7 separate regions of the Homo sapiens genome follow, and all the other regions are linked to region 7. Evidence: read pairs that join two places in POLR2A ChIA-PET (ENCODE). Cell type or tissue: MCF 10A. All regions are shown on one strand. Each heading gives the region's core, and the rest is flanking DNA. Links, peaks and the distances in the headings are about the cores only. Region 1 has its middle 130 kb from the start of SCAF11. Region 2 overlaps SLC38A4-AS1 (SLC38A4 antisense RNA 1). Region 3 has its middle 150 kb from the start of SLC38A4. Region 4 has its middle 150 kb from the start of SLC38A4. Region 5 has its middle 110 kb from the start of SLC38A1. Region 6 has its middle 160 kb from the start of SLC38A4. Region 7 overlaps SLC38A2 (solute carrier family 38 member 2).

Region 1 (4,487 bases), core at 186-4,185, 230 kb after region 7:
AGAGCAAAACCCTGTCTTTAAAAATATTATCTACACAGTCTTGTTTGAGGATAAAAGCAATAAGCACACATGCTGAAGCATAAAAGGCCTTAGCAGATATAGCCCTTCTAGGGAAAAACTACAAGAGATTATATCAAGCTACACAAGGAATGAATGGACATGATAGGGTAAAAGCACTGGGATTATACTCAGTATTCAAAGAAAACAGTGTGTGTAGTGAGTAGTTCAGGAATTAGACCTCTGGAGCTTGAATCATGGCTCTGCTAATTCTCATTTTGAGCTTTAGACAAATTATTTAACCTTCCTTGTTCCCTTACTGGTAAGATGAGGATGATGATGTTTGGGTATCAGATGAAATAACCTATGTGAAGTTCTTAGCATTATATCCAGCATTAGATACTACTATTATAATAAAACAGTAAAATTTATTAAAAAATAATGGCTTCAATTTTTAAAGACTTTTTTATAATCTTTTGTCTTTTAATCTTGAGAACTAATATCTCTGCTGTAAAGAAATTTTTTAAAGACTGAAATCATTGGAAAGTTGGACAAGAAACTGGTATCGCTGATAACTCTGGGAAAGGAAAGCGGGTAGTTGGAAGACAGAATGGGATGGAGAATTTTCACTGGCTTTTCACCAACATATAGCTTTTGAAATTTGTCCTATGTGAATATATTACACATTTTTTAAACAACTAAAATTAAGAAACATTTACGTAAGTTTCCATAACTCCTCATTTTTAATCATGGTTTCTTTTTCTTCTTTGAAAATTCAAGTATAATTAAATTTAATACTTTAATGTAAAATTAGCATGAACAGTATGGTCTCATTTTTGCAAAATTATTCTTAGCCAGCCAGCCCTCCATCTGTATATATGCAAGAAAGAGGTCTGAAATTATTTCCTACGTGGTGAAATTTAGACTATTTTTAAAATTCATATTTTTCAGAATTGCTTGAATTTTTAAATAATAAATATTTGCCTTTTTAAAAAGTCATTGTTCTAAATAAATAAAAATTGTTATCTATTGGTTGCTAAGAAAAAACAAGGAGCTTGCCTGTACCACACAAGGGACTGGGCTCTGAATGTCGAAGTCCACCCTGGAGGGTCTGGTTAAAGTTCTGGTTGTAGAATTCTGTGCCTTAACTTCTGCTTTGGTAAATGTGCTGCCAAGAGGTTATGTCCCGTGGTGTGTCTTGTTGATTCTTTAAGTGGGAGGCTGATGCCTGATCTAGCCTCCTGCCAAACTGGACTAACTGCCCTTTCATAAGGACAGTTCCTTTTTGTGTTCCTGGTGTTCCAATCACCTAGAGTGCCCTCATTCTCCCTGACCCCTCAATTATATCTTTCTTCTAAAGCCATGTCAGGACCATGTCTTCCATGTACCTTTTTCTAACCTGTATACATGATTTCCCTCTTTGAAATCCCATAGCACATTTTTACAGCTGTCTTATGGCCATTCAATCATGTAACAAGTGTTTATTGAACATACGCCTTATATTTGTTTGTATATATGCCTTACTCTCTCTGCCTTAGAACAATTACCTGAGGGCAGGAAGTATGTCATGCTCATTTGGTATTTCTACAGCACCCAGCATAATACCTTTTAAAGAACAACAGTCAAAAAATGTTTGTTGCATAATTAAAGAAATGAACAATAAGTATTTGTTGGATTGAACTGATTACTTGTTTTTGCACATTTTCGGAAGCTTAGAAGCCTTTTTGTGTTGAAAGCTAAGCGGTTCACATGCCTTCAGAATTATTCTGAGTTTGTCTAAAGTGCAAACATTTCCCCTTTCTCTCAAAACACTGGCATGGATAAAAATCCTTGGAAAGGTACAAGGTCAAAATGGCTGAATAATAGAGTAGTGATTTTTATTTCTGCTTCATTCTGAGGAGGTGCGGTAATACTGAAAGCTGACATAACAAAGACAATTTCTCCCTAGTCCTCTGATCCCTAATGTTCAATATCGGCTCAGAGACAGCTTTCCAAAATGAGTTCACATTACTCAGAGTTTTCGTCTTTTAATGGGGCTGTTTAATCACAAAAAGCTACATTCGACCTATATTACTGAAAATCTAAATAAAGCTAATATGGTACATATAATGGCATATTGACGATGAGATAATGTGTATGGAATTTAAAATAAAGGCACTACAAATACAAAATAGTGTGTAGAATTAAAGCAACATCTTTGAGATAGTGAGGATTAGATATGGAAACTGTTCCTCTGTAATCTAGTTAGAGCTGTCTTTCCAAAACAGGGTGTGTTGAAAAGCCTCTCTCTCTCTCCCTCTTTCTCCTCTCCTCCCCTCCCCTCTTCTCCCCTCCCCTCCCCTCCCCTCCTCTCCTCTCCTCTCTCTCCTCTCCTCTCTCTCTCTCTCTCTCTCTCTCTCTCGCTCTCTCGCTCTCTCGCTCGCTCTCTCTCGCTCTCTCTTCTCTCCTTTCCCCTGAACCCATGAAGAGTGAGCAAAGAGTAATGTGCTGCCATCTACTGACGGCTGCATTAAAGAGCAGCTCAGGACACATTAAACAATTTTTTAAAATAAAACTGTTGAAAACCTCAGAATACGTGTTTAGCTCAACTTATTTTAAACGTAGTGATTGGCACCTACAAGATTCTTAACTTTCTGGGGGATAATCATCGTGAAAATTGGTGTAATTGAAGAAGAAAATCAATGGATATGTGTAAATAACCATACAAATTTAAAGATTAGAAAGTTTAACTTCAGGCTTCAGTGGAGGACCGAACAGCTGACTCATTCCATTAAAAAAAAAAGGAACAAGAGAACACAAGCACTTCCATACTAAGGTAAGCTAGTGCTTCTGTCAGTCCAATGTTACGCACAGTGAACACTGTAAACTGAGGAGGTCAGGGATCTGATATTTTATATTCGGCAATGTATTTCTAGTGTTGTATGCCATCCCTACCACATCGTAGGTACTCTATAAATACTACTTGAATTAATAATCAAGTAGGGATTCTTTCTATTTCTTTTCAGTTTTGTGTGTTTGAGCTCCAAGGAGTGCACCAGAATCCTAGCATCTCAAGAGTCAGTACACATGACCCCGTGGTTCGTATTTTGTTTTGTTTTGACATTTCTGGTGAAAGATTAACTTGAGTCTGAATCACTAAGATAACTCCTCAATATTCCAGTTCAGTCAACATTATTTGTCAATTAAGTTTTTTGTACATTGTAAATTGAAGTGTAAAACTTGACTCTGCCCTGAAATTAACTTTCAATGTGTCACTCAGAGACAAAATCAAGAAAAAAAGTTGGAGACGATCCTGTGCCTAATTAGAAGGATTAGAAAGGGCTTTGAAAACAATTAGCTTAGACTTTCTAACTAAAGCAAAGTTATTTAGTTTAGGGAGGCCCTTTCCTTTTTTTAGTCCTTTAAAACTAGACTCATATAGCCAAAGTTTATCCTCCAATAATCATCTGTTTACACTGGCAGAAGCCCCAACAGATTATGGCCTGGATGGTCTGTAACCCATCTACTCTGCTCAGGGGCCCTCAGCTCTAAACTGTGTATAGATTAAGATCTGCATAGACATGGGGCACAGAATTTGATACCTGGAGCCGCGGCAGTTTTTCTGGGAACTTTGTATCCAACCATCCAATTTAATGCACTTCAAAATGTATGGGTAAGAAAACAGCTCCTGCCTCAGAAGAGAAGGGCATTTAACAAGGGGCAAAAGATGAAGTGAACAAATTATTATGTTATTTGATTCAAAGGAGGAGGAGGCCACATCTGTTGGAGGGACCGTAACCAATGTTATGAAGTAGATAGAATTGGAATGGGTCTTTAAAGATAAGTAGAATTTTACACTTTGGGTTTTAGGCGGGGAAAAAATCATAAATGACATTTAGAAGACATTTTTGAACATTATATGTATAGATTTGGCTACTATGAGCCTAATCTTCACCTCCAAAAAGTGGCAACTAAATTGGAATGGCAACATCATGTGCTGGCTCTGAAATCAGGTGCCTGGGTTGAGTTACATTTTTGTTGTGTGTTGGGCAAGTTATTTAGTAGCCCGGGTCCTCAATTACCTTTTCTGTACAGTGAGAACAATAGAAAGGCCTATCTCATAGGTTGTTTTGAGGACTAAATGAAAGAATTCATGTGCTTTGGTCAGTGCCTGGAATATAGTAAATGCTCAATAAATATTATCTATTAAATTTGGTGAGTTTGTACTTAGTTTACTAAACAATGGGGAGCTATTCAAGGTTTCTGAGTAGAAAAGCTATATGTCTGAAGCTGAAACTCAGAGTAATCCATTTGTCAATGAGGCTTATGATGAATTAAAGAAAGTTGAAGGGGATGCAATTAAGGATACCAAGTAGGGGGATTATACAACTGTCCAGGGGAGAAGTAATGAGGGTCACAATTATAGGTAAAGTGGTAAAAGAGAAAAAGGAGGAGGAGGAGGAGAAAAGAAGGGATAATTCTGAAAAACTTCGAGATAAATAATTGATAGG
Region 2 (4,487 bases), core at 328-4,327, 190 kb before region 7:
TGGTACAAATTTAAAACCAGAAGATAGGAAGACAAGACCTAAAGGACTTTTCCTAGAAGAACATGGGACATATTTACAGGAAAACCGTCTTTCAGTCTTTTTAATATAAAGATCCTACATCTAACCTGAAGGACATAGCATTAAATGAAATTAGCCAGGAAGAGAAATACAAATACTGCATAACCTCACTTATATTTGGAATATAAAATAGTCAAACATAGAAGCAGAGAGTAGAATGGTGGTTACCAGGGGCTGGAGGCAGGAGTGAGGGGAAGATTCAGGAGATGTTAGTCAAAAGATACAAAATTTCAGTTAGACAGGAAAAACAAGTTCCAGAGCTCTATTCTACAACATGGTGATGATAGTTAATAACAAAATATTGTACCCTTGAGAGAGATTTTGTGTTCCCACCACAGAAAACAAAGGATACGTAGGTGAGGTAATATATACATTATATATTTAGCTCAATATAGCCTTCCCACAATGTATACATATCCCAAAACATCATGTTATACACCATAAATATATACCACTTTTATTCATCAATTAAATAAATAATCCTATATCTGTGGTGATAGTAACAGCTTACCCATTACATACGCCAAGGTAATGTTCTAAGCACTTTATAAATATTAACTTGTGTAATCATTCTAATAACCCTCTGAGATAGGTAGTGTTAGTGGTAGTGAAATTATCGCCATGTTACAGATGAGGAAATTGAGGTACACAGGGATTACACACAGCCAGGTCCTGGAGCAGATCCTGGATGCAAACCCAGTCTGTGCTCTTATCCACCATGTTCTATGGCCTCTTATTCGTACCATTGTTCTGCTGAAACATGTCAAAAATTATGGTTTTTTGGTTCAATGATCTAGAGAGCATGTTGAAAATATATCTCTACCCCTTTTCATATTCTAAGAATAAATTCTACTTGATAATTCCTGGTGGGAGTGATATTCAAAACAAAGCAAAACAAAACCTTCAATTCTTTTCAATCAGAAATTTAGTCTACTTGGATTTAAAACAAAAAGAGATGATTTCATAACTACTTTTCAAAAACAAGAGGCTCAGTTCCTCATGCTTTAGCAAAATGCTTCTTTATTATTGCAGAGTACATTGCACATAGGTTTGATAGACATTCTACTGTGAAGGAAATGATTCTCCTAAAATTTGGTACAGCACTATGTGAAATGGTGCCCTTAGTCTAAAGTTTAGGATATAAATTAATGTGGAAAAATCAGACCTGAACTGGCCCTGCTCTATCTCCATGTCATTTTGGAGCTAGAAATGCATCTACAGAAGGTGTGTTGATGACTAAACCCTTGTCATCTCAAATCATGCTGCTTCCTAGGTTTCAATCATTCCAGAAGATTTCAAGAAAGGAAGAAAAAGCAACAAAGCAAAAGAGACACCAATTTAGTCTGAAGAATGCCTTTTGACTTTTTTAACAGTAGTGAGATTCTTTTTGATCCCAAAGTGCTGGGATTACAGGCGTGAGCCACCACGCCCAGCCTGACACACTCCTTTTGATGAAGGCGAAGCTGTTTGTCCAAGTGTTTGTTTGTTTGTTTGGTTGGTTGGTTGGTTTCTTTTTAGAGTTAAGGTACTGAGGTTAGAGCAAAAGACTCAGCTTTACTCAGCTGAAAAGGGGATAGGGATGATGTAGGAATTAAAAGGATACCAAAGCTACTTCTATTTTGTCAACGTATAACTAGGTTTAAAGGGCTTAGAGCACAGAAACCTAGTGACTAGGTTTCAATTTGAAGAGAAAAATTATTTAGAATGAAATGCAGTCAGCCACTGCATTGAACGATTGACAGTCCACTGAGGGAGACCTCCATCTTTTAACAGAAGACCTAGGAAGTGATACAAAATTTAAAAAAAGTTCCCATCTTTAGAGGAGCTTATCAATTGTCTGGGAACTGCCCATGAAATCGTCACAAAAATTTTCAAAGCAGTAAACCATAAAAAACAAGTGCATATGGCTTAATTAAACTTGGTAACGAATCACAGCCAGTATTTGTCAAATGTCAGGTACTGTATGATGTGCTTTACATACATTTCATCCCCGTTTCACGGGTGAACAAATTGATGCTCCAAGGGGCTTATGTACCTTGCCCAAGGTTACACATATGCTGGCTACAAATTCTACTCTCTCCCTCTCTCTACTATCACTCACTACCCATAAAAAATGTACTATCATTACTAAAAATGAAGGTAGTATAGTGGTGTGGAAAGTTACAAAATATTGTTAAATGACAAAAATCATACAAGTTGTATACATCACAACCATGAAAAGTTTATATGCAGGTAGGAGAGACTTGGAAGGAAACAGAGAAGTTCAAGAAGTTGTGTTAGGGTGGTAGGATTATGGAGGACACTTAGAAAGTTCTTTTATCTTGTTGCAAAATTAGGTAAAGTGTATTTAAATTAGATAGAAAGGTGTTGAAATCCATCAGGGAAGACTTCCTGGATAAAGGCACTTTTCATCACCGTTTCAGAAGGAAGGAGGGTTTCATGCTGGCCTTGAGGAGAAAGAAGTCATCAGAGCAGTGACAAGACAGTTAATTCAGCATTTCAAAGTATGCACAATAGTCACCTCCTTATTCTCAGTTTCAGTTACCCAGGATCAACTGCAGTGTGAAAATAGTAAATGGAAAATGTATAAACAATTCATAAGTTTTAAATTGCACGCCATTCTGAGTAGTGTGATGAAATCTTGTGTCATCCCATTCCACCCCTCCCAGGAAATGAATCATCCCTTTGTCCAGTACGCTGGTGCTGTACGGTACGTATGTACAGGAAAAAGCATAGCATATATAGGGTTCGGTACTAACTGCAGTTTCGGGCATCCACTGGGGGCCTTGGAACATATCTTCATGGTACCAGAGAAATTCATGTTAAACAAGTCTGCCATAACACAAAGATAGTTGTCAGGAAGGGTAAGCTGAGATGTCTGAATTTTACAAGTTAGAAAATGAGGAGTAACATGATGAAAGGATGTGAGAAAGTTTATTCTAACTGCTGTGTGGAGGATGGTTGAGAGGAAAGAGAGAACAGAACAGGGAGACCACAAGAAGACAGTGAAATGACAATGAGAAAGACATTTGGATGTGGTGTGAGCTGAGCATTGGAGCACAGCTATCTCAACTACCCCACAAATAGTCTCAGATAAATGCACCCACTGCTCAAAATTCCCACCCCCCACCTCCTTTTTTTTTTCTTCTTCTTTTTTTTTTTTCGAGATAGAGCCTCACACTGTCACCCGGGCTGGAGTGCAATGGTGCGATCTCGGCTCACCGCAACCTCTGCCTCCTGGGTTCAAGCGATTCTCCTGCCTCAGCCTCCCAAGTAACTGGGATTACAGGCACACACCACAACACCCGGCTAATTTTGTGTATTTTTAGTAGAGATGGGTTTTCACTATGTTGGCCAGACTGGTCTCGAACTCCTGACCTCGTGATCTGCCCAGCTTGGGCTCCCTAAGTGCTGGGATTACAGGCGTGAGCCACCGTACCCGGCCAAAATTCCCCTTCTTTAAAGTGAGGGTAGGGAACCTACAACCTTGGTAATCCCATGAGACTGTTACCACATTACACCAAGGTTGTCATAGGCATAAAGCTCTACAGGTACACAAATAATATGAAGAGAGAATACTCAAAGTATTTAAGTGTTGCCTTCCCTCTGCTCTTGAGGAACCCAGGAAGATTTTGAATGAGTCTTATATGAGTGGGTATGCATGCCACACCTATTAAACAGACAAACAATATAGTTAAAGTGAAATGCTCTGACTTGCATTTCATCAGTCATCAGCAGATAGAGCAGAGCTATAAGTTTGTCTACCTAGGATGGTGGGCAAATTGTTAAGAGGTAAATATATAAAAAACAGCTGCTATTTTAGAACCACACAACATAAGGGCTTTGCACATTCCCTTTTGTGTGACTTCAGACCATGGAATAAGCACATACTTTAGGAAGACGTGCTCTTGTTCTAATTATGGAAATGACTGAACTGATCAAATTACTGGCAGCATATCCTGCGTTACACCAAAGAAACAATTCCAACAAAGGGCTTTGATTTGATGATTGAAAATTGCCAGCCATTTCTGTGGGACTTTGAAGAAACGGAAAGCTCAACTGATGAGAAAAGCATAAACAAGGGCAGTGGAAGGTCGTTTAGCCTTTATTACCACTGTGGTGGTGGTTGTTTTAGCTTTAGTTACCACTGCCTAATTCAAAGAAAAATAACTATTAAGAAAAGGAGTTATATTAAGTCTCTGTAAACTTTGAAGAGAAATCCTGATTTTTTTTCTGATGATTCTTCTTATAGTTGGATGTTCAATTTGTATCATATTTACTAGATTTTAAAACAAGTACTTTTCCCAATTAAAAAGATTGAGAAAGAGGGACAAGGGAAAAAAAATGGCCTAATGCTGATTCTGATTGGCTCATTTCCTGTGTCCCATTTCCTGCAAATAACAACAAAA
Region 3 (4,487 bases), core at 246-4,245, 320 kb before region 7:
CTCACTCTGTGCCTGGACTGGAGTGCAGTGACGGCATCTCAGCTCACTGCAGCCCTGACTTTCCGAGTTTATGTGATCCTCCCACCTCAGCCTCCGGAGTTTCTGAGACCACAGGCGTGCGCCACTACGCCTGGCCACTTTTTTGTATTTTTGTAGAGATGGAGTAGTGCCATGTTGCCCAGGCTGGTCTCAAACCCCTGGGCTCAAGCGATCCGCCCACCTCGGCCTCCCAAAGTGCTGGGATTACAGGCATGCGCCACGGCGCCAGGCTGGTTTAACTTTTAAAACTGGATTTTCTAATAGAGCCTCAGTCAAATCAATTGACTCTCTATCCCCCTCTCCTGGAAGCTATTGGTATTCAGTGGTTTAAAAAATAAATTAAAAACCCCTTGCTGGAGCATTAGAAATTTTTTTGAAAATTCCAATATTCACCCTTTGCTTTCAACTATAACTTTACAATGCTTTTATCTTGATTCCGGAATTTATTCATTCTTTATAAAGAATTCATCTCTCATATAATTCTTAAGACTACATATTGAAGAAAAAGTAAAATAAGAATTTAAAACTCTGATTATATAGTAGACTCATACTTCATTTACTTTTTTCAGTTACTGTACTTGCTCAACTAAATACCATTTAACGATTTATTTGTTTTGATAAATGTCATCTAAGGAACACCAAAAACTTTGGATGTGTTTAATTCCACATGCTATTTTCCTCCTCCCATCTCTCCCTCCACTTCCCTCATCCCCAATCTGCCCTCATTCCTCACCCCTCACCACCCTAGAGAGATATCCTTGTGCCTGTCCAGCCAGGGACCATCATTCTCTTCTAAATCAAGGTGAGAAAACAATCTAACAACATCTTAACTAACCTTAGAGAGTGAGTAGAGAAAAGCATCAACACCAAACCATAAATGGGTGGCTTAGGTTGATGAATTGTAACCTTTTTCAAGCATTGTGGTCAGTTCTCTAAAAATGCTATTTACAAAAAGGAGATCCAGGGCTAAGACCTCCATTTTTAAATTTCATTTCAAACAAGGCCGTTTTAATAATCCATGGCCTGCAATTGCCATGCCAGACCTGTGGTAGTTACTGACTCAGAGCTTTGCTGAATTACCAAATCCTCTTTTATGACACTTCTGGTATTTTCTTTACCTGTGTCAGCCTCCTTTCCTTCACGAGTCACGGTATAAGCACAAGGCTGTAGAACCTGCAGGTTCAGAAACCCAAATACCACATTGCTCCTTAAGCTAGTATATTCACCAGGAGGTACCTCTCACTTTCCCTCTCAAATCACTTTCAAATGCTCCAGCTTCGATTAGTCATCATGTGATGGTGTCTTTTATTTCCAAAATTTTTTTTAAATATTAAGTGACAGAACATTAAACTTATAAGATTAATCGTCCTAGGTGGTTCATTAGAATTAGCTCTGCTACTTCATATTCACATTTTTTTTTAACCAGTCTCTAATTATCTAGCTGAAACTCTTAATGCTTTGGATGAATAGCCTGGCTCAAAGACATTTTTACTTCCTATAAAATATAATTTGGATTCTGGAAAGGTGTTATGAATGCTACATTAGTATTTAAAATGTCACAGAAAAAGAAATAGATTAATGCTAAGATTTCGTTTGAAACAGCTGTGGAAATTTTGAGACATTATCACTTGCCTCTAGTTAGAAAAATATTAATTTCTAATGATTCCTATTAGACATTAGGATAAGAAACTTTTAAAAAGAAACAATTGGAGACTTTATCTTCTTTAAGGGCATAGTTTCTTATTCGTGTGCCAAAAAAAATAGATCTGTTGCATCATGAAGACTTTATATAATAAAAAATGTTCCCTCCTGGCACCACTGCCACACCTCACCAGCTCCTCATGAACAGTGAGCACCTGAAGGTCATCCATTCTTCTGAAGAGCTGCTCCTACATTCCAATTTGCTGAATTACAGTTTGTTCTCCATATTGCCATCAGAATTGCCTTTCTAAAATGCAAATTGATCCTGTCAGTCCCTGTTTAATTGCAGCTCCCTCTTGTCCTTCCTTAAGAAAACCTTTCTATCTGTTCACCTAAATGTTTCTAGCACCTCGTGGTGTATTTCACATAAAATTATGGATATATGGGTAGATGGATGGATGGATGGATGGGAGCATGGATACAATTAGCAGATTTTCCATAGTACAGACTTCCAGCTTCATACAGGATTTGGTTGACAGCAATTATGGAGCCTAGTGCAACTTCCCACTAAAATAAGTGCAAAGAAAAAAACAAAAACTCACAACATCATAAACTAACATTTAAAAGCGATTTAATTGTGTTCAGAAAAATACACCCAAGTTTTGCCTCCTAACGCATTTAGACTTCATCTCATGAAAAAGAGACTTCATCTCATGAAAAATCTCATCTCATGAAAAATCTGGGACAAGCAAACGCATCTTCACCAAATTAAGCTAAATAAACTAAGTGTTCAACTTAAACTTAGGAAAGAAAACTGCCAGGAAGAAGGACAAATGAGTTAATAAAGATAAAAGCAGATCTTAATTAGCTAGCATAAAGCCAGTAGTATATTAACAAATCCAAAAGTTGGTTCTTAAAAAGACCAATAATGTGATTATATTTTGATGATATATCATGAAATTGGAAACAATCCATCAATATTAGCATGAATAAATAAATTGTGTTCTAATCACACAATTGGATACTATACATTAATATGAAAAATCTGTAGCTGCATGCACTGTATTAGTTCATTTTCACTGTGCTTTAAAGAAACACCCAAGACTGGGAAAATTATAAAGGAAAGAGGTTTAATTGACTCACAGCTCCACATGGCTGGGGAGGACTCAGGAAACTTACAATCATGGTGGGAGGTGAAGAGGAAGCAGGCACCTTCTTCACAAGGCATCAGGAGAGAAAAAAGAGTGAGGGAGAAACTTCCAAACACTTATAAAACCGTCAGATCTCATGAGAACTTATTCACTATCACGAGAACAGAATGGGGAAAACCACCCCCATTGATCCAATCACCTCCCTGCCTCGACATGTGGAGATTAAAGGTCCCTCCCTCGACACATGGGGATTACAGTTTGAGATGAGATTTGGGTGGGTACACAGAGCCAAACATGTCACACCAACACACTTGACTCTTAAAAATACGATTTCAGGCAATGGATTCCAGACCAAAAAAAATTACATATTATATATTGTATACTTCTATTTATAAAAATTTCAAAAACAGAAAAATAATCTATGGTGTTAGAAATAAGGATACCTTTGAGGAGAATTATATATAATGGATACTTTTCATTGGTAGGGTGCTTGTATGTGTCTGTATGGGAGATTCTTGAGATGCTGGTAATATTCTATTTCTTGACCTAGGTCGTTACATGGATATGTTTGATTTGTTTTAAATATTAAGTAATACACTTTGATTTCTGCATTTTTAAATATATATGTTATACTTCAATTCAAAAAGTTTTAAAAATTAAATCAAGAACAGAAAACATTTTAAGAACAAAATATATTCAGAGAAAAATATCAAAATACTAGTAATGAAAATAGCTAATATTTATTGAGTACTGTATTAGTCTGTTTTCATGCTGCTGATAAAGACACACCCGAGACTGGGAAGAAAAAGAGGTTTAATTGGACCTGCAGTTCCACATGGCCTGGGAGGCCTCAGAATCATATTGGGAGGTGAAAGGCACTTCTTACATGGCAGCAGCAAGAGAAAATGAGGAAGAAGCAAAAGTGGAAACCCCTGATAAACCCATCAGATCTCGTGAGACTTATTCACTGTCTCGAGAATAACACGGGAAAGACCGGTCCCCGTGATTCAATTACCTCCCCCAGGTCCCTCCCACAACACATGGAAATTCTGGGAGATACAATTCAAGTTGAGATTTGGGTGGAGACAGAGCCAAGCCATATCAGGTACTTACTATATGTACAATATTATGCTAAGTATCTTATAACATATGACCTTATAATAGACCTAAAAGGTACCTACTTATTAGCCCTGTTCTACAAGGGAGTAAAATGATTCTTGGAATGGTTAAGTGACTGCTAGAGGCCACACGGTTCAAAGTTCCTATTCTCTACCACTCTTTCATACTGCTTCAGAATAGCTCCAATTCTCAAGGCACAAATTATTTTATATTTAATTACATGCTCTTTAAATTGTTCTAGACAAACGGTTTCAAACTTTGGATTTCAAAAACTATGAGAGCTAAGGGGAAAAGTTGGAGAGACCAACATGGGATTGCCAGGTTTTAATTTTTGTAGTAGAAACATTCTTTTTTATTACCATTTATCAGCAGAATCATTTTGCAAAAGAATAAATAATCTAACATTGAGAATATGGGAAGTGCATAAGATCAGAATTAAGGACTATTCTTTAAATCAAATGACGTTATAAAACCCATTGCATCTTCCTTATTTTTTTTTTTCATTATACCAGGGAATCATGAGAACTTTTCTAGGAA
Region 4 (4,487 bases), core at 326-4,325, 320 kb before region 7:
TTTTACTGTTTATGACTTTGGGGTAAAGCTTTTACTAGTGCAATGATTCAGGCATTTGATTCTTTGGAAAGTGTGTAGAAAATAATAGATACAAGGCAATGAAATTGGCTAGCTATATTAGGGTACGTTGATACCCTAGAAAAGAATTATGAGAAAGTTACGAATAAATGTCAGTTAAAAATAGTATATTCAGAACTTATTTATTAAATGCCTCCTATATGCCAGGATTTGTAAAAGATACAGAAAAAAAAAAAACTTTGGATATGGTCCCTAATTTCAAGGAGTCCGTGTGACATTATACCACCTTAAATTCTCGTGAATAACAAAAGACATGCATGCTCTTTCCACCTGCTTATACTACTGATTGCTTGAGGAAAATAAGGCACAGAGAAATGAAAGGGCATTTAGACCCATTTCTTGAACAAATTGCTTTACCCATTCTATTTCCAACTTGCAAGGAAAAGTTTTGCACCCCTTTAGGGAGGATCCTTCCAAAACTACTAGGCTTCTTTTTTTTTTTTTTCTCACAGGAAATACCTTTAACCACAGGGAACGTCTGATGCCTATTATTCCTGTAACATCCTCTCTGTCCTGGATGGTGGCTATTTTTCCAGTTGTTAATGGATCATCCTGCAGGTTCAGCTGCCTTCCTCCTTCAAATGCCCAGATCTCTTGTGAATGTTTCTTCACTAATCTCACCCAAAGGACCAAAAGCATTTCAAAATTATGAGCAGGGTGGGGAAGAAAAGAGAGTACCTGCAAATATAATACACTTAAAATAAAAATCACTGGCAACTACTCAGTTGGCAAAAGCAAGTTCCTCCCCTCAGTGTCAAATAAAGACATACTGATAAGCACTGCTGCCGTCTCTTAAACCATCATTTTGCAAATTATTTTCCACCATGCAGAAGGGTCACCTTAGAGAATGACAGCTCTAGACATTATTTCTATTGTTCCAGTTCCTCCTCTGAGGCTCCCACAGCCCCATTCCTCAGCACACACATTGCTTTGGGAGTAGTTACTATTGCCACAGAGATGTCTTTAGATTGTGCTTCAATGTTAGTCAATACAAAAGTGAAATGACCTAAGATTTTGATTCAGTAGGCAAAACACTATGTGTATAAAATACATCTAAAGAGGAAAATTAACAAATTTGCCATCTTTGGATTTTACTTCCTACGGCTAAAAGCCAGAGATCAGGCTTCTTTTAATCCTTTTCATCCTCTTTAACTTCAAGCTATTTCTTGTATACCATCCTGTGTGTGTGTGTACACCTGACCCATTCCTACTCATTATTTTTATATTAGTATAAGAACATCAGTAGATCAGTTACCCATCAACCCAAGCTGAATATGTCATCAATTAAAAATAGTTACTGGCCATTCTCATATTTCACACTTTTAGCATTCTTTTAACAGGTACCTAGATGTCTATTTAAATCCAAATAGTCAAACAATAATAACAAGATTGTTTTCACAGGACATTGACGTTTGATATAACACACTTGAAGGAATTCTGATCGTTTAATTAAATTGATACTCTCTTGTAACAGGAAATCGACACAACCCCTTTGGAAAACTGTTGGCATTATTAACCACTTTGCAAAACTGTTGGCATTATTTACTAAAGCTGAAAATACACAGGATTTCCACTCTTGAATAATACCTATATATGTGTGCATATATACACACACTACACTACAAAGAGACGTGCAAAAGATTGTTCATTGTGGAATTATCTGTAACAAAATAAAACGGAAACAACTCAATTCTCTATCACCTGGAAAATGGAGAAATAAAATTATGTATATTCGTATAATAAAGTCTTTTATAGCAATAAGAATGAATGAACCAAGCTACATACAACAAGAATACAGCTCATAACCTAATGTTAAGCAAAAAATGTCAGACACAAAGGAATGCATACTGAATGATTCCATTTATATAAATGCCACAAAGAAGCAATCTATTCTATATATTAATCTGTGATGACATACTAATGGCAGTGGCAGTAGAGGAACAATGATAGTGCCTGAGAGGAAGCAAAGGGGGCTCCTTGGATGTTTCATGATGTTGTCTTTCTTGACTGGGTTGTGGTTTAATGGATGTTTACCTTGAGATAACTGGTTCAGCTGTACATTCATGTAATATGCACTCTTTCTTCAATAAAAAGTTTTAAAAGAAGTAATGATACATAACCAATATTTCTGATGCACGGAGGAGGTATTATGTGGAAAAGCACCAACAACTCTTGGTTAAAAAGTGACTTGGAAGAGTTAGACTCTGAATGTGAAGTTTTAGGAATATCTTAAGCAATTTATTTTGCTTATATGTTTCTTTTTATTATGCATAAGGAGGATATATGATAAAATTCTCTGTATAAGTAAGCCTTAGAGATCTCCTTTAATAAGTATCAATTTAAAATTCTAAGTGATATGGAAGTATAGTGACAGGTTTTTTTCTTAGTGGTACATAAAATAATGGTACATTTTACTATCTATGGTTTCTTAGATTCGATGGTATATAATATAAAAGTTATTGTTTATAAATTTAATTTATCCAACAAAAGGATTCAGAAGGCAGTGAAATCAGGAAGTTGGCATACTCATAAAGAAATGTTGAAGCACTGGCCATGTAAATGCGAAGCTGAGTCAATGTAAGCAACAGTAGTACTAAGCTCAGCAAGTCTTAACTTGTACAGTGATTACGCAGAGTAACAGTTAAGCATAAAATCCAAGTAAAGAAAGAAGGAATTTAGAAGATGGATTAAATGAGAGCTGTATATCTGCTGTGGTTTTTAAAATTTCTGGTTAGCCCAGGGAAATTATTCAGCTTAGGTCCACCAACTTGGGCTAACTGCAATTACAGTTATGAGAATGAACCAAATATCTGCATCTTCCTAACTCCCACTTTTACTTTGTTTCTAAGTTGCCTGTGTACTTGTGTTATCTCCCCCACTAGACCATGACACCCTAAGGACAGGAATAGTCATATTTCTCTTGCATCCTCTATAGCATCCAGGTAGTGCTGAAAATATAATAGACAATTAGTAATCCCCCAAAAAAACACCTCTGCATTATAATGTCTCAGTTCAAGTATGATCCAAGCAGTTTTTGTCAAAGACATCAAGAGGAACCTCAAGCGCTCTGAATGCTAATTCATCTTCACTGACTGTAAGCACCAGAATTAACCTATCTTCCCAGTTTATACACATGTCTGGTGTTAAGACGCAGTTGTAATTCATGTTTCATAGACTCAACTGCTAATGTAGAAGTTTCAGGCTCCTACAAAATCCCCACCACCCTACAAATATTTCTGGGGATCCTCCAGTAGATGGCTCACCTATACTTAGTAACAAATCCACTCCTGGTGTCTGCTACTGCCACTCTCTCCTGTCTTTTCTACCAGTGCATCTTCCAGCCAACACCATGCTCCATGGGTACTTCTCTCTCCCACCAGAGAGGAGATAGCTGCACTTTACAGTGTTTTCTTGGAAAAGAGGTGGGTAATCGCCTTGCCTCCTTTGGGGTCATAATCTGTTAAAGAACTATTCAGGCCAAGCTGCCACTGCACTAATGTCTTAAATTTAGAGAAATAGCCCTTCCAGTCTTTACTTTGTTCTCTCCTCACAACAGTATTGAAGTATTCATGTTGTGGGGGCTGGGCTTGGAGATAAATCGCAGCAATACACTCAGTGAGATCACAAAAACTGCCTCTCCCTTTGGTCTCAATAGAGCCTCTGGAAAAAGGCCCCTTTGGAATGTGGTAACAAAACCTTTCTTTGGGTCACCAAACTGTCACCTAAATTTGTTGTATGAATATCCTTAAATATACAGCTGATTGGGGCACTAGACTTTAAACCAGCAATTATTGACTTGGATATTGTGTTTAATGTATAAAAACAACTGCCTTTTGTTTCTATAGATTTCAAGTCCTGGCAGGTTCCTCGGGCCAGGGTGGCCCAGCCTACAAATGCCTGGCTCCTGAACAGAGGGGACCCAATGGCTATTTTCCAGGACAGATGGAAGTATCAGGACTGGGCAGCTACTGTTGCTCTTGCTGAGTCGCTAGAGGCGACATCATCTAATTTGCTTGGTTTTCGCTTGTACCCTCTCACTCAATGCTTTCTGTGTAAAAGCCCACTCATTGTACCTTCTTCTAGTTTCTCATCTTAAATCAAAAAGTTAGTCCTTATTCAGACCAATCTACCATTTGTGACTGGATCTATCTTCTTTGCCTCTCTCCCAGGAACCTCCTCAGCCTCCTAGAAACAGGCTTCTGCAAGCCATTACAAAGCTTGGCAGGCACGCCCAGGCGTGACTAGAGTTTAGGAGTGGGCAGAGTTCATACTACAGCTATTATGATCCCATCTTCAGTTAGTTAGGATGTGGCCGAAGAGCTTGCACTGGTTATTTCCACTAGTTGACTCTTACCAACAATTAAATTTCAGAAACACCCTTCTAAGATATCATTTTGTATTAGAACTAC
Region 5 (4,487 bases), core at 261-4,260, 200 kb after region 7:
CTAGAACCTCATAACACCGTTTACTAGAGACAAATTTGGTAAGGAGGGTCCAACTTCTATGGTAAGTGGGTTAACTGATGAAGGAGCCTGTCCTCATGGGGCAGTTTCAGCTATAACCAGTGCTACAACACTGCCCACAAGCAAAGCCTTATATCAGACCACCACACAAAATGGAAATAAGGTAGGAAACAGGCCTTACATCCTGCCCAAAAAGGCATCCAGCATAACCTGCCTTGCAGTGAACTGGCTTGGGTTCTTGTACTCCTTTGGAGAGTAGTCCTTAGGTAGGTAGGGTAGGAAGCAGAGCTCCATTCTTGGGGTGGAGGACCAGCCTGAACAAAACAGTATGTCAGAACCTCCCTCCACTAGACGAGGCTTCAGGAAGCGGGCTGTCTTTTACAGAGATTTGGTGTCCTAGGCAGGTAGAGATATCCCCAGTCAGCTCTATGAGCACTAGTCCCATGTCTGATGGGAAGCAAAGCTAGACTCTGGAGTCTGTGTGTGTGTGTCTGTGTGTGTCTCTCTCTGTGTGTTAATGCCTGTTCTTCTGTTCCACAATTCCCCCACAAGGCCCAAGGACAAATGTATTGTCTAGGAGAATTTGCAAGGAGGTAGGAACATGGCTCTGGACTCAGACTGACCTTGGTTGGAATCCTGCCTCTGCTACTTAAAAGCTAAGTGACATTGGGCAGGTTTCCTTAATCTCCTTCAGTCTCAGTGTCCGCAACCAGAAAGTGGGAATAATAATAGTCATCCCATAGAATGGTTGTAAGGAATAATTAGACTGGATAGCATATTGTAAATTTTCTAGCACAGTATCTGTCACATAGTAAGCCCACAATAAGCGCCCCTATTAACATTAAGATGATCTTATCTGTGCCATTTTCCATGCTTCCTTTGAATTCATGGAACAAAGTAGTGAAAAACTCTGCTCAGCAAGTACAAAATCATTGTTTAGACCAGATCTGAGGCCAGCATAAAAGCCAAAAGAATGTTGTAGTTAGAGAGTCCAAATGCAACCCTAGCTCTTCTGAATTCCCTAAGGGGCTGCTCAAGGTAAAGCTGTCACAGAGAGTTTGTGATTAAACCATTGGATAAAAGCCAGACACATTGCATGCTTGAAAAAGGAGTTATTTTCACAAGGGTAATTGCCAGAGACTGATGCAGTCAAGAGTCAAAACAGGGTAGATTCTCATCAGAAATGTGTGCCCACAGAAAAGACTCTTGGCAGAGGACACGCAGCATTAGGCTGTGACATCAGACTTTTGGGCCACTGAGTTGCATAAGCAGGCCCAGTAGAGCGAAAACTCACCAGTAAGAATTAACGCTGGTGGAAGTTTAAGAATGCCAGGCCCCAAGAAGCGTGCAAAATCACATTGCTACGGAACAGCTGGTTCCTTCAGTGCCTGAGATCTTTGCCAGATTCCATCTTTTTCCATAATAATATATTACCTCTATTAACTTACAGAATCCAGGGCAAGATTATATGAAAACTACTAGATGCTGTGCAAATGGCCCCTTATCTGTAACTAGAAATTATGTATGTTGTAATCAGTTTGCTATAACTAAAACTGCGAGCCCCAACATGAAGAATCTTGTTCTTCATGGCATAAGACGCTTGAGCAGCTTTATTTTATTTTATTTTTTAACTGTCTTTGGCAGCCGTCCAATAATACTCGGTGAGAAGCAGTCCCTTGCACTCCAGCCACTCCCTTGCTGCTCCATTTAGCCCCTTAATAAAGCTTGTTGAGCAATTAAGTCAGGAACATTGAAACCTTACTCACCTTCAGTCAACCTTTCCTTAATTGGGCAATCAATTTACATGCTTCCAGTCCTGACAAAAGAGAAATGCAGTTTTGGCTTTCCAGGAGCGAGCTATTAAGATTGTAGCCATTTATCTGAGTACTGGCTTCTTAGTTACACACATGTAATACAAAAGAAAGATCTACGTGCTTGTTTTCATACTTCATCTTTCTTGATTTTTTTTAGCAAGTGGAAGTTTAAAATCATTGGCTCAAAACATAAAAACACTATTGATATTTCCATAGTATCTTTTTACAATTCTCAGGGTCACTTAGATTTGTGACTGAAAAAAAAAAAAAACATAGCCCTCAAAATGGCTATTTGAATGATTATAATTTCACAAATACATCTTTTATTTGAAAGAATAGTGAACTGAAGTAAGGCATCATTGGTGACTTGTTCCAAACAATTGGTTACACAAGTGTATTTAAAAAGGAAAGCTTTTGTTCACTTTCATATTTTCACTTAGAAGGTTCTTCTTAAATATCTGAAGTGAATTTGCAGGTTGAAAAGTTACAGCCTCATTCATAGATTGGGAACAGTAGTTCTCAAACATCTGTGTGTGTCCAGTGCTGTCCCAGGATCTAGTTTTCACTGGCCAGGAAAAAAATGAGAAAATCGAGCACATTGAAGTGAGGTTTTTTTTTTTTCTTTCATATATTTGAAAGTATTCCATTTAAAGGGCTGACCTTTTCCTAAGATTTTTTGGCTTCTCTCTATCTCCATACTTCTTTTATTTTTAATTGTACTTGTCCATGAAATCTAAATGTCGGGAACCACTGCTGGTATGTCTAGAAATATAAGAGCTTGTCCTCTGAGAATTGGCTGAGCTCACTAAATTCACATTGTGCAGGCCACAGAAAAACTGTCAGCTTTAGGTCAATAACAATTTGGCTCAACTAGCTGAAAATAGCCCCAAATGGTGTCCAGTCTCCTACCCTCTTCCTTGTCTAATTAAATCCACTTCCTCCCCAAATCCTGATCGTCATGAACTGCCTCCATTTTAAAATACAGGAAACGTTGGACCAAACTCATTTATTTGAACCCAAGAAGAGTGAGTAGTAATTGCTGGGTAACCTGTGCTGAATCCAAAGTGATAGAATAATCTCTGAAGAATGAAAATGGAAGGAAATAAATATTCTCACCTCTCTAAAAAACAATAATGTTCACCCACATAAAAAATCTGTAGGCAGGCAGCAGCTCCATTTTGATTCAGCTAGATGGCTTCACGCTAGTGAAGAAAACATTTTGGCAAAGAATTATTTTATCCAAAAGTAAAACACAGAATTCCAAGTACCTGGTATAACCCAAGTGAAAGCACATCCAAAGGAAATCTCTCCATACCCACTGCCTTTTAGCATTACCACTCCTCATTTTACCTCTTAATATAAAGCCACAAAGTGAGTACATGTAACTACAGCACGTCTTGGGCTGAGGTGGCTGGGAAATTTGATTCCCCAAAGAAAGGAAGAGCATGAAAATCCTCTGAGGAAAGTGATCTTGGCAAGGACTCTGGCTAGGACTCCAGCCCATGTGGATTTCTCATCCTTTGAAGTGTTTATGGTTCTATCCAGTTTTTCATCACTGAGAGAGAAAGAAAAAAAAACTACAAAGTCCTCTCTTTTATAGAAGATATTTTCAGATTTAGATTTTAGCTAGCTTCAAATTCTTGTACACAGAGATACATATAAAACTGTCACTTTGATAAAGTTCTAGGAAAAAGTTAATATAATTTTAGAATCCTGTCTACTGAGTATCAGTAGCCATCCTTCATACCCCATAACCAATTATCTACTCTGGTTGATGAGAACCTTCACAGTGATTCTTTTGGCTAGCTTTTATGCCATAAGGAAAGCAAAGTTCCTGGATCTGACATGCAGAAAATCTTGGTTTTAGGAATTCTAAAGAATAGAGAGCAAAGTTTATAAAACAAGAGTTCAGGACAAGAGCCTGTGGCAATCTCCTCTTTCCTCATCTTGGGTACCTCAGTCTTTTATTATATTTTCCTACTACCTACTTTATCCTCCTACCAAAGGTCTGAGTGGGGCATTATTTAGTGCCATAAATAATAAACTGTTAGTGGCTCTTTGATGCTCTCAAAGTACTTTCACTTTTACTGTTATATTTCATCATCACAGAATATATGCAGCAGGTATTCTTACTATCCTGAACTTATTGATGAAAAAATTCAGGTTCACAGATGAATCACAACACCTGGGAAAAGGGACAGAACTGGAACTCAAAAATCAGTTTTCCTTATTTCATAGCCTGTGTTTTAAAAAGCATTTGATGCTAAATAAGTTAGCAGTATAAAGCCTAAGTCAGAAATCTATTTTTTTTAGTTAAACATACTTTATTTTTTCTCAAAATTTGTAATTGCCTGAGTTCCTACACCATGCTTAAAAATGAAACAAAACAAAACTAAGAGTAGAGGTGGTCTCACCACCCAATTCTTCCCTTCTCTCAGGAAATTATAGCCAACAGCATGAAGGGGCCATGGGCAAGCCAAGTAAGGCACTGAAAGATACAGACAGATAAAAAGCAGGACAAAAGTAGAAGTAGTATTTACTACAGGCAAAATCAGTGAACCTGCATTCTGGGGCTGGAGAAGCAGGGCAAGAAACCAAGAAGAATGCCCTCTGGGAGGTGGAGAAGTTACACTAGGAAAAGACAAAAAGTACCAG
Region 6 (4,487 bases), core at 202-4,201, 300 kb before region 7:
GCTCAAATGTTGCCTTCACTGAACATTCTTTCTAAGAGAGGACTCCCTTTCATCACCCTTTAGCCCTCACCTTGCTTGATTACGTTTTCTTTAACATTTAGCATTACCTGACCTTGTATATATTTGTTTAATTTTTATTAAATATCCCCCTTCCCACTAGAATAAAAGTCCATGAAAGCAGTGACTGTGTTTGTTTTGCTCACTGCTGTAATCCCAACATGTAGAACAATAGTACCGAGCACATGAAAGACACACAATAAATATGTGTTGAATTAATTAAAGAATTACTTTGAATAAGATACATAATCTCACTTGCGTTCCAGTCTGTAAAATGAGGAGGTTGAATTAGAAAATCTTTAAGTTATGCTCATGCTCTAACATTCAGTGATTTCTTAGTTTCCTAAGCCAGTTTTCTCAATTATTGTATTAGAAAAAGGAACACAAAGTTCCTTAAGGAACAATATGCTCTGAGATACCCAAAGTTCTAAGTAAATATTATATTAGCATCACTATAACATAAAATATTGCTCACGAAAAACATGTTACCATTCAGTCTTTTAAATATATTCCTCAAAAGACATCATCTCAAATATCTAGACACCAACCTTTGTCTGGGAAACATATCAGTTTTTCCATTGTTTTTGTGGCAACACTGGACACCCAACTCCACAATTATGAACTGTCACCTCCGTAGCTTGGAGTGGATGAAGAGATAAATCATTCCTTTAATGTCACAAACAGAATTCAGGACTTGGCTAAGTAAAATATGTGATGGTACACAGATTTCGTTATATCTAAAGACAGCCAGCTCAAAAGAGGGTTCTAAGAATATTGGACCAATCAGTTGTCTTCAGCTTGCAAAAGCTGCCTTGCACTGGGCCATCAGTATTACTATTTTGCCCTCAATTACCAGCTATCTTTCTTTTCATAACATGTTAGATAACTTTTAATATTCACCTTCCAAAAATATTCAGTGGTATACCCACCTCAATTTTAGAGTTGACAGAACTGGGGATCAGAAAGAAAGAGAAATACAATGAAGAATATTTTCTCGGTTCTGTATCACTGTGTCTCTGGGGCCTAGAGTATGGTTGGTACTCCATAGATATTTATTGAGTGAATGGTGGAGTGGTGGGGCTAGGATGTAAACCCAGGTGTGTCCAAATAAGGCCAGTTCTTTGTTCATTCTATCCTGTGCCCTCCCAACCCTCACAAAGTCAGAAAGGTCAGAGGCAGCCAAGGTGAGGCAGAAGAGATTCAGTGATCTTGAGGCTCCTTTCCTAATTGCCACTATGCTGTATTTGTGTCTAGAAAATGTCTGTCATCTTGGACTCATGAAACATGAGAATACAGTTAAAAATCAACAAATACAACAACAACAACATTAGGACTAAGGATCAAACATCCTAGTTTCAAATCCTGGCTCTGACTCTTACAACATACCAATCTTTGGCTATGCCACCTAGGCTCCTTGAACCTCCGTTTTCTTATCTCTGTAGATAAGAACCTCTGTTTCTTATTTTAGATGTTGCTAATCTCCTACTCAGAGAGTTAATGAGAAGATGTACTACCTGGCACTTAGTAGGTCCTAAGAATTTGTGTTCATTATAAAACACAAATGAAAGAGACCATGATTATACAGGTCTCCCAGTCTATTTCCTGTGACCAGCTTGTTCATTAATGAGGCCAGTTACCACTAGGGGACACTGAACTAGCAAGAAACTAAGAAAGAATCAGACTGAAGGAGATCCATACACCAGTCAGTATTGGAGCTCCTGGCTTCTCCCTCCTTCAACAGATTGTTGAACTGCAATTGTTCTCATCACAGTCTCACTGTTGTAGAGGGAGCATTTGAGAGAGGGGTACTCTCTCAGGATGACTAAGCAGTCCAAGGCTATAAGGAAAGAATTCTGTTTCAATGCTGTGGTTAGGTAGCAACATTAGTATTTACATATATGTCTCCTCATTGTTGCAACAGCCACAGAAAGATAAGAATCTCTCCACTGAATTTTCTATTAGTGGCAGGTTCTAGACTTAATCAAGTGGTCAGAGACCTCCCTTGGTGTTTTTTCTAATTTCCTGAGACTGAAACTTTTGGCAGCCCATTGTATACGTTTAGCAGGAAAATCCAAGTGAGTTGTATTTGCCTTGCTCATGTGAAAGATATGTTTGTACATATGTCATGTTCTAAATAATGACTTGCACATATCATTGTTTAGAAAAATCCTGTCCTTTGTTCCTTTCTTAACCCTGTACAAAGGAAGATTAAACTTCTTGGAGATGCTCCGGCCGGCATTACCAGAAAAGGAAGTCAGAAATGAGAACTTGAGGCCACCCCTTGCATATTTCTTTAACACAAGACAGAAACATTCACCCTCCCTCTACACTGAATATTATTTCAGAGTTTTCTGCTTGAGATTACAAAATCTTTAACGGCAAAGATAGAATTCTATGACGTAACAACTCAATAAAGGTCCTGTTTCCAAATGCTCCTCCTGATCAGCACAACCATATAATTTATTATGCAGTCGGAGCCATTTTTTAGAGTGAAAGGGGATGCTCATAATGATTATGACAGAGGGGCATAAATTGATGAGTTTGTGATCACTTCATGCTTAATTGTGTTTAGAAACTGTTGAGACATATACAATCTTAACATTTTACCTTTAAAACATTCATCTTAGAAAATATCTTTACATGAGAAGTACTTGTGCTTATTCTGTACAAACAAGGCTGTCTTGATTCTCAGGGCAAGTTAGTATCTGCCTCCTTGCAGATGGGTGGAGTATTCTCTCTCTTGCTCGCTCTCTCTCATTTCTAAGCCTTGGTGAGCCCTTTCTTTAAGCAGTCTCTTTGGCACCAATATTTCTTCTAAAGACTTCCTTCCAAGACCCATTCCCCTCCCAGGCAAACTCTGTGGAATTACTCTTATCTTCTCTCTGTGACTGTTTTGTCTTCTCTATTTAAAAATGTGTCTATGTTATTATAATTCCAAAAATTTTTCTGCTAGTTTTCTATTCTAAACAATAGTTATAATCTATTTTTGCAAGAAGGAAAATTACATATCAATTGTTCAATTAATGTCTTCTAAAAGGTAAAATGTTGCTTCTGTGTGTTTAATATGAATGCAGAAACAGAGAGACAGAGCCTGTCAGCAGAGGAGGTGGATCCTGCCATGGAGACAGGCAGATACCCCGGGTTATATATCGAGGTAAAATTATACACGTGCTCACCAACCGGGTAATTTCCTGTGAACAGTGGAGTCAGTATATTTACTGGAAAATCTCATTGAAAGGAAATGAGCATTATGAGCCCACTTGAATACTACATATTAAAATTCAGACTAAATAAGGAAGTAGAAAGGAAGTCACAGAGCAAAGAGTATGGAGAAGACAAAATACAGGGACCACATTTGTTGTTCTCTCTGCCTCCTGGGCACAGAATAAACAAATATTGGAATATTTGTTATTTAAAAATTATCTTCATTCTTCAGACTCCTTCCTGATCACTTTAGGTGGCAGATGATATATATGCATAACACAAAAGTAAAACATAAAAATCAAAGCCTCCTGGTATTTTTTTTAAGTGTGTTTAGGTTTTCTAAGCTAAGTCTTCTCTTTTTTGTACAAGAGACACTTCTACTTTTGTTCTTACTAGCCCATTTGTTCAAAATAGAAGGTTCTAACGACAACAGTTTTTTTAAAAGTCCCCCAGGGTTGTAAGCTCAGAGATACACAGAGCTCCAATTAGGTAGTAGCTCTTGTGAGCAGCTTAAAACCAGCATTCCAGAGTCTGGCAGTCTGCAAGGCATTTGGAAAATCAGTTCTGTATTTCCCTTAATAGCCAACCCCAATCATCCACATATGTTTATTATACGCTTTCGTACATTGTTCTAAATAACGACTTGCACATATCGTTGTTTAAAAAAATCCTGAGCACACCGTTGGTAAAAACACCACTCCAACTTCTCCACACACTTAGTCGCTTTCTTTCCCTCTTCTCCCACTTTTGGCCGCTCTGAGGCACAAAATGTTCAGTGAGCAGGACCCATCATTATTTCTCTAGGGACCCTGAACACTGGCCTTCTGTTTATAAGTTCATTTCCCAGACATTTTCTCAGAACACTCAACCGACAGTTAAACCCTATTAGTTAATTTAGTCTCCATGAATATGCTGTACACGGCCCCTTATTTTCTGGTAAAAACTAAATTAAACAAAAAATAAAAGACTTGCAAATGTTTTTCTCATAAATAAAAAGGTGTTAGCTACAAGAGTCTCTTATACAAAGGCATAGAGGCAGTTAAGAAAAAAAATTTTTTTTGAGCACTAAAGTACAATTTTGCATCCAAGTGGGGTGGAAATTTTGATGCCAGTGTATATGGGCATTATAGTTATAAATTAGGTGATTTCTCCTGGGTCCTGCCAGGCACAAAGAACATTTGGCTATGTGTGTGTCAATTTAACTGAAGTCATTACTCAGGAAACAG
Region 7 (4,094 bases), core at 1-4,000:
TCCAACAAATGGTTAGCTAGGGAAAACAGTGCAAACTGAGTGTTAGTAGTCATTTTGGTCCAACTGCATGTCAACCCTTCCATTTCAATCCCAGTTAGAAATGAAAATAATTACTTTGAAACTTGGCTTTAAGAGCACATTTATCGTACGTCACAGTGTATGGTGAATATATTATTAAATAATGTGGTACTTCGCTCATCAGGCATAATGTCTAAAATCTAATATACATAATTCCATTAAGTGGTTGAAGGAAGCAAATAATGGAATTGTCAATTGGTCATCTGGCTGTAAGGTTTGCCCTTGAACTAAAAATGTTGTTTGGGGCAAGGGCCAGAAATGTGGAGACATGGTTTTTGTTACGCATTCTTGTATTATATGTGACTAAATTTACAAACAAGATACATGTGTAATTAAAGACCCTTATGGAACTGGAAGACGTCTTGTAGTGCTACATTGGGTGAAACCGTTGGTCCATTTTTGTCTGTTTCTATGAAGATAAAATAATTGGGGGCCATCTAGAAATAGAAAGGCAGTGGGAAGACAGATTCTACGGCACTGCTTTCATTTAATTGGGCTTTAGGCACTCCATTCGAATGCAGAACCTCACCTCTAGTTGAGACCAAGAATTGGCAAATTTGCATGAGCTCCTGGAAAGAGTTGCTGACTTTGTATCTAAGACCTGCCAGGGAATACCAAGAGTTGTTTCTACAGACTTTTTTTTTTTTTTTTGTATGGGAGAAGATACTGTGGCAACCAGGAAGGAATGGAAAAAAAATTCTTTTCTCTACAGCAAATTAATGTGAGGAAGCTCCTCCAATCCTCTGGCTATTTAAGGTTCAAAATCAAGTGCCTAGGGAAAATTCCAATGGATGATTTTCTGGGAGCTATCTTGTCTACCTTGAGGTTCCTGAACAATGAATTCCCATTAATGAGCAGTCTTCAGTATTAAAACCACTGTCTTGTCACCTCATTTTGCATTACTGTCTTCCGTGGATGTTTCAGTTACAACTGTAATGTTATTTATAGAACAACATTAATCCATTAAAGCTAACCTATTTTTCAATATTTATGATAATCTATGTACATATATTGTCTGTCCATATGTATTTGTAAATAGGTTGTATATAATGTCAGGTTTGGGTCTTGGGTTCAAGTGTATATATTCCTGTAAGTTTCTTAACTGCATTTTGATGAATTCACATTATGTAACTATAAGAATTGTCCCAAAAGTACCTGTACAGAAAATTGAATATTGAAAAATTGACAAATTGTGTACAAACACTAAAAAAAACTTGTTTAAATTGTATTTGCAATAAACAACATCAAATTTTTTCATGAAATCTTGGTACAAATTCAGATCTCTTATTTAAAATTTAAATAAGGAATACATTTTCAAAATGCAGTAATCAAAATGTGATCTAGTGTAATGAAATAAAATGTGATCTAGTGTAATGGAAGACCTTTGAGAACCTGGGTGTATTAACTTTGTGTATATAGTGTAAATATCCCCACTGTACTGTTAGAGGCCAACAATTCTAGTATGGCTTGTTGGCAAAGAGTGCTACACCGTTTCAATGAAACAATGTATGTTTGTTTTAACTGAACTAAAATAAATACATGCTTAATCCTGAGTAGCAGTGTTTTTTGTTTTGTTTTGTTTTGTTTTTTTCAGGTAATGGGATAGGCAGTGTCTAATGCAAATTGCATTGTAACTGCAGTACCTAGCACCTAGTAGGTGTCCATATGTTTGTGATGAATGGTCAGGAAAAAAAGTTTAGGTTCCCAGAGATTCTAAGTTTCCAAAGTGAGAAGGAATGGAAAGTCTTGGAGAGTTGGGGGAAGATGCTAAAATGCATCATAAGAGCCCAGGCTCAGCCCTGCTGATGGAAATAAATAGGTCAATAATGTATCAGAATCAACTGGAGAGCCTTTTAAAACCACAGCTTTCTGAAACGTGCCTAGTTTGTCTGATTGCAAAGGTCCAGCTGTAGGGTAGCCCAGGATCTGGTTTTTTACTTAAGAAGGCCACTCGGGTGATAATGATGCACAAACTCCAGGAGCAATCAAGTGGCCTGGAAAGAAGTTGGGATATGTTCAGTTTGGTGAAAAAGTCACAGGAAAAGAGGAATTAATGGACAAGCTGGTGCGTGTAACAGCATGGTTTTACTTGAGCAACAGTGGAAGTGGGAAGGTTACTAAGATACACAGGCTAGTTTAGGTATGGCCTACTGATAAGTCCGAAAAGCTTGAGGCTTGTGAAATGAAATAACCAGAGCTGAAACAGAAAAGACCACACCTTGGGATAGTCAAGTATGCCTGATGGTAGTTCCAAAGTCAGGAAACGTCTCCAAGAAACTTAATATGCAGTTACTAATGATGGTCAAATGAGAAGGATTAGGAAAGGCAGCAGAATTTGCAACAAATCAATTGAAGAATGACTTGTGGAATTTTCAAGTATTCATAGGCAAGCTCTAACTGAACACCTACCATATGCAACTAACATGCTCATTGGAAAGAGGGTAGGGTTATGTGTCAGACGAGTTCTAACAAAATCCATACACTTTCAAATGTGCTATTTTTTAGAAAAAAATGATACCAGCTGGTCGTGGTGACATACCTGTAGTCCTAGCTACTCCAGAGGCTTAGGCAATAGCAGTACTTGAGCCCAGGAGCTTGAGACTAATCTGGACAGCATAGTGAAACCCTTTGTCTCAAATAAATAAAATACAAAAAATTACCAAAGTGAACCAGAATGCAAATTTATTTATCTACAATTAGAAATATACTGGGTGAAGCCAGGCGTGGTGGCTCATGCCTCTAATCCCAGCACTTTAGGAGGCCAAGGAGGGTGGATTGCTGAAGCCCAGGAGTTCAAGATCAGCCTGGGCAACATGGTGAAACCCCATCTCTACAAAAAAATACAAAAATCAGCCAGGTGGTGTGCACCTGTAGTCCCTGCCACTTGGAAGCCCAGGGAGGTCAAGGCTGCAGTGAGCCGTGATCATGCCACTGCACTCTAGCCTGGGTGACAGAGTGAGACCCTGTTAAAAAAAAAAAAAAAAAAAATTGGGAGTGAAGGAAGGCAGGAAGGGAGTGAGAAAGGAAAGAAATTGGGTTGACATGTCCACTGAATATAAAAATACGGTACTCTAACCAGGGAGCTAGCTATTCCAGAGAGATTTCCATTAAGCTTAAGGAATATTCTAGGAACATTTCTAAATAAAGAACCAGAGCTGTTTGTCTTGACGTAGAAATTTAGAAATACACCTGGACATTTGGCTTAGTCAAATTTCTGATAACAAAAAAATCCGTTTAAATTAGTTTAAGCAAGAATGGCAGATGGAGAGAACTCCTTAAAAGATTGGGATGCCTCAGAGAATTAAAAGATAAACAGCTTCCAAAAATCAAAAACTGTCTTTGTTTTAGAGACCTCAATGACAGAAATGTGTGAAATTTCACTATAGAACTATGCAACTAGATTCTGAGCTTCTTGTTTTCAGTTCAATTTCTCAATACAAATCGGCCAGTAATGGGTCAAGATTCCACCCTAATCTCAAATGTAGTTTGGTGGGCAGGGTAACACAGTACAAATAGCTGCCAGGACCTACCCATATGGTGGGCAGAATAGTTTTCAGAGGAGAGGTACAATGGTCATGCACTAGAAATAGGCTAGAAAACTGGGACCAACTGTCCTGTTTTAACACTGAAAGTCCTGCATCCTGGAAACCACAGTCCCAGGCAAACTGGGAATGGTTGGTAACCCTAGCTAAGAAGGCAACCCCCAAAATGTTTAATGAAACAGTCCAGAGATATTGATACATTTATTTTCTTTGGATTTCTTTTCTCTAGGCTTCCATGCAGGACACTAACCTTCTTTTATGACTTTGCCCCAATTCAATGGTTGATTGCTTCCTCAAATCACATTTTTTCTGACTTCCCCACCACAACAGCTATAAGCTTCATAGGAACAGACATCTATCTTTTAATCAATTTATCCCCAACACAGCCGAGCGCGGTAGCTCATGCCTCTAATCCCAGCACTTTGGGAGGCTGAGGTGGGCAGATCAAGAGGTTAGGAGATTGAGACCATCCTG

What was found. ChIA-PET counts read pairs that join two places held together with the same protein. Peaks named below come from ENCODE experiments on the same cell type or tissue, not always from the same donor. Only the 100,000 strongest peaks of a DNase experiment are listed, where the experiment ranks them.
Region 1: POLR2A ChIA-PET joins it to region 7 with 18 read pairs; 9 of 35 experiments call an interaction of 5 or more read pairs at or near these places.
Region 2: POLR2A ChIA-PET joins it to region 7 with 12 read pairs; 6 of 35 experiments call an interaction of 5 or more read pairs at or near these places.
Region 3: POLR2A ChIA-PET joins it to region 7 with 11 read pairs; 12 of 35 experiments call an interaction of 5 or more read pairs at or near these places.
Region 4: POLR2A ChIA-PET joins it to region 7 with 14 read pairs; 12 of 35 experiments call an interaction of 5 or more read pairs at or near these places.
Region 5: POLR2A ChIA-PET joins it to region 7 with 14 read pairs; 3 of 35 experiments call an interaction of 5 or more read pairs at or near these places.
Region 6: POLR2A ChIA-PET joins it to region 7 with 10 read pairs; 13 of 35 experiments call an interaction of 5 or more read pairs at or near these places.

The regions. Positions count from the first base shown.
Region 1 is chr12:46,123,298-46,127,784 of GRCh38, reverse strand. No RefSeq gene overlaps it. Among named protein-coding and RNA genes, the nearest start is that of SCAF11, 130 kb to the right of the region's middle. In MCF 10A, for the core only: a CTCF peak has its summit at 2,513 (motif pointing left); a DNase peak (open chromatin) is centred at 2,464.
Region 2 is chr12:46,548,239-46,552,725 of GRCh38, reverse strand. All of the region lies in intron 3 of SLC38A4-AS1 (SLC38A4 antisense RNA 1), which reads right to left. Among named protein-coding and RNA genes, the nearest start is that of SLC38A4-AS1, 170 kb to the right of the region's middle. RefSeq lists an enhancer at 2,612-2,761. In MCF 10A, for the core only: no CTCF peak of the experiment used is centred there; a DNase peak (open chromatin) is centred at 2,745.
Region 3 is chr12:46,671,710-46,676,196 of GRCh38, reverse strand. No RefSeq gene overlaps it. Among named protein-coding and RNA genes, the nearest start is that of SLC38A4, 150 kb to the left of the region's middle. In MCF 10A, for the core only: a CTCF peak has its summit at 342; DNase peaks (open chromatin) are centred at 316, 1,156 and 1,856.
Region 4 is chr12:46,676,821-46,681,307 of GRCh38, reverse strand. No RefSeq gene overlaps it. Among named protein-coding and RNA genes, the nearest start is that of SLC38A4, 150 kb to the left of the region's middle. In MCF 10A, for the core only: a CTCF peak has its summit at 3,344 (motif pointing right); DNase peaks (open chromatin) are centred at 2,657, 3,357 and 4,297.
Region 5 is chr12:46,157,506-46,161,992 of GRCh38, reverse strand. No RefSeq gene overlaps it. Among named protein-coding and RNA genes, the nearest start is that of SLC38A1, 110 kb to the left of the region's middle. In MCF 10A, for the core only: no CTCF peak of the experiment used is centred there; DNase peaks (open chromatin) are centred at 1,172 and 1,772.
Region 6 is chr12:46,658,789-46,663,275 of GRCh38, reverse strand. No RefSeq gene overlaps it. Among named protein-coding and RNA genes, the nearest start is that of SLC38A4, 160 kb to the left of the region's middle. In MCF 10A, for the core only: a CTCF peak has its summit at 1,723 (motif pointing right); a DNase peak (open chromatin) is centred at 1,735.
Region 7 is chr12:46,355,725-46,359,818 of GRCh38, reverse strand. SLC38A2 (solute carrier family 38 member 2) reads left to right here. Exons shown (of 16, transcript NM_018976.5): 16 at 1-1,631. Among named protein-coding and RNA genes, the nearest start is that of SLC38A2, 15 kb to the left of the region's middle. In MCF 10A, for the core only: no CTCF peak of the experiment used is centred there; a DNase peak (open chromatin) is centred at 2,198.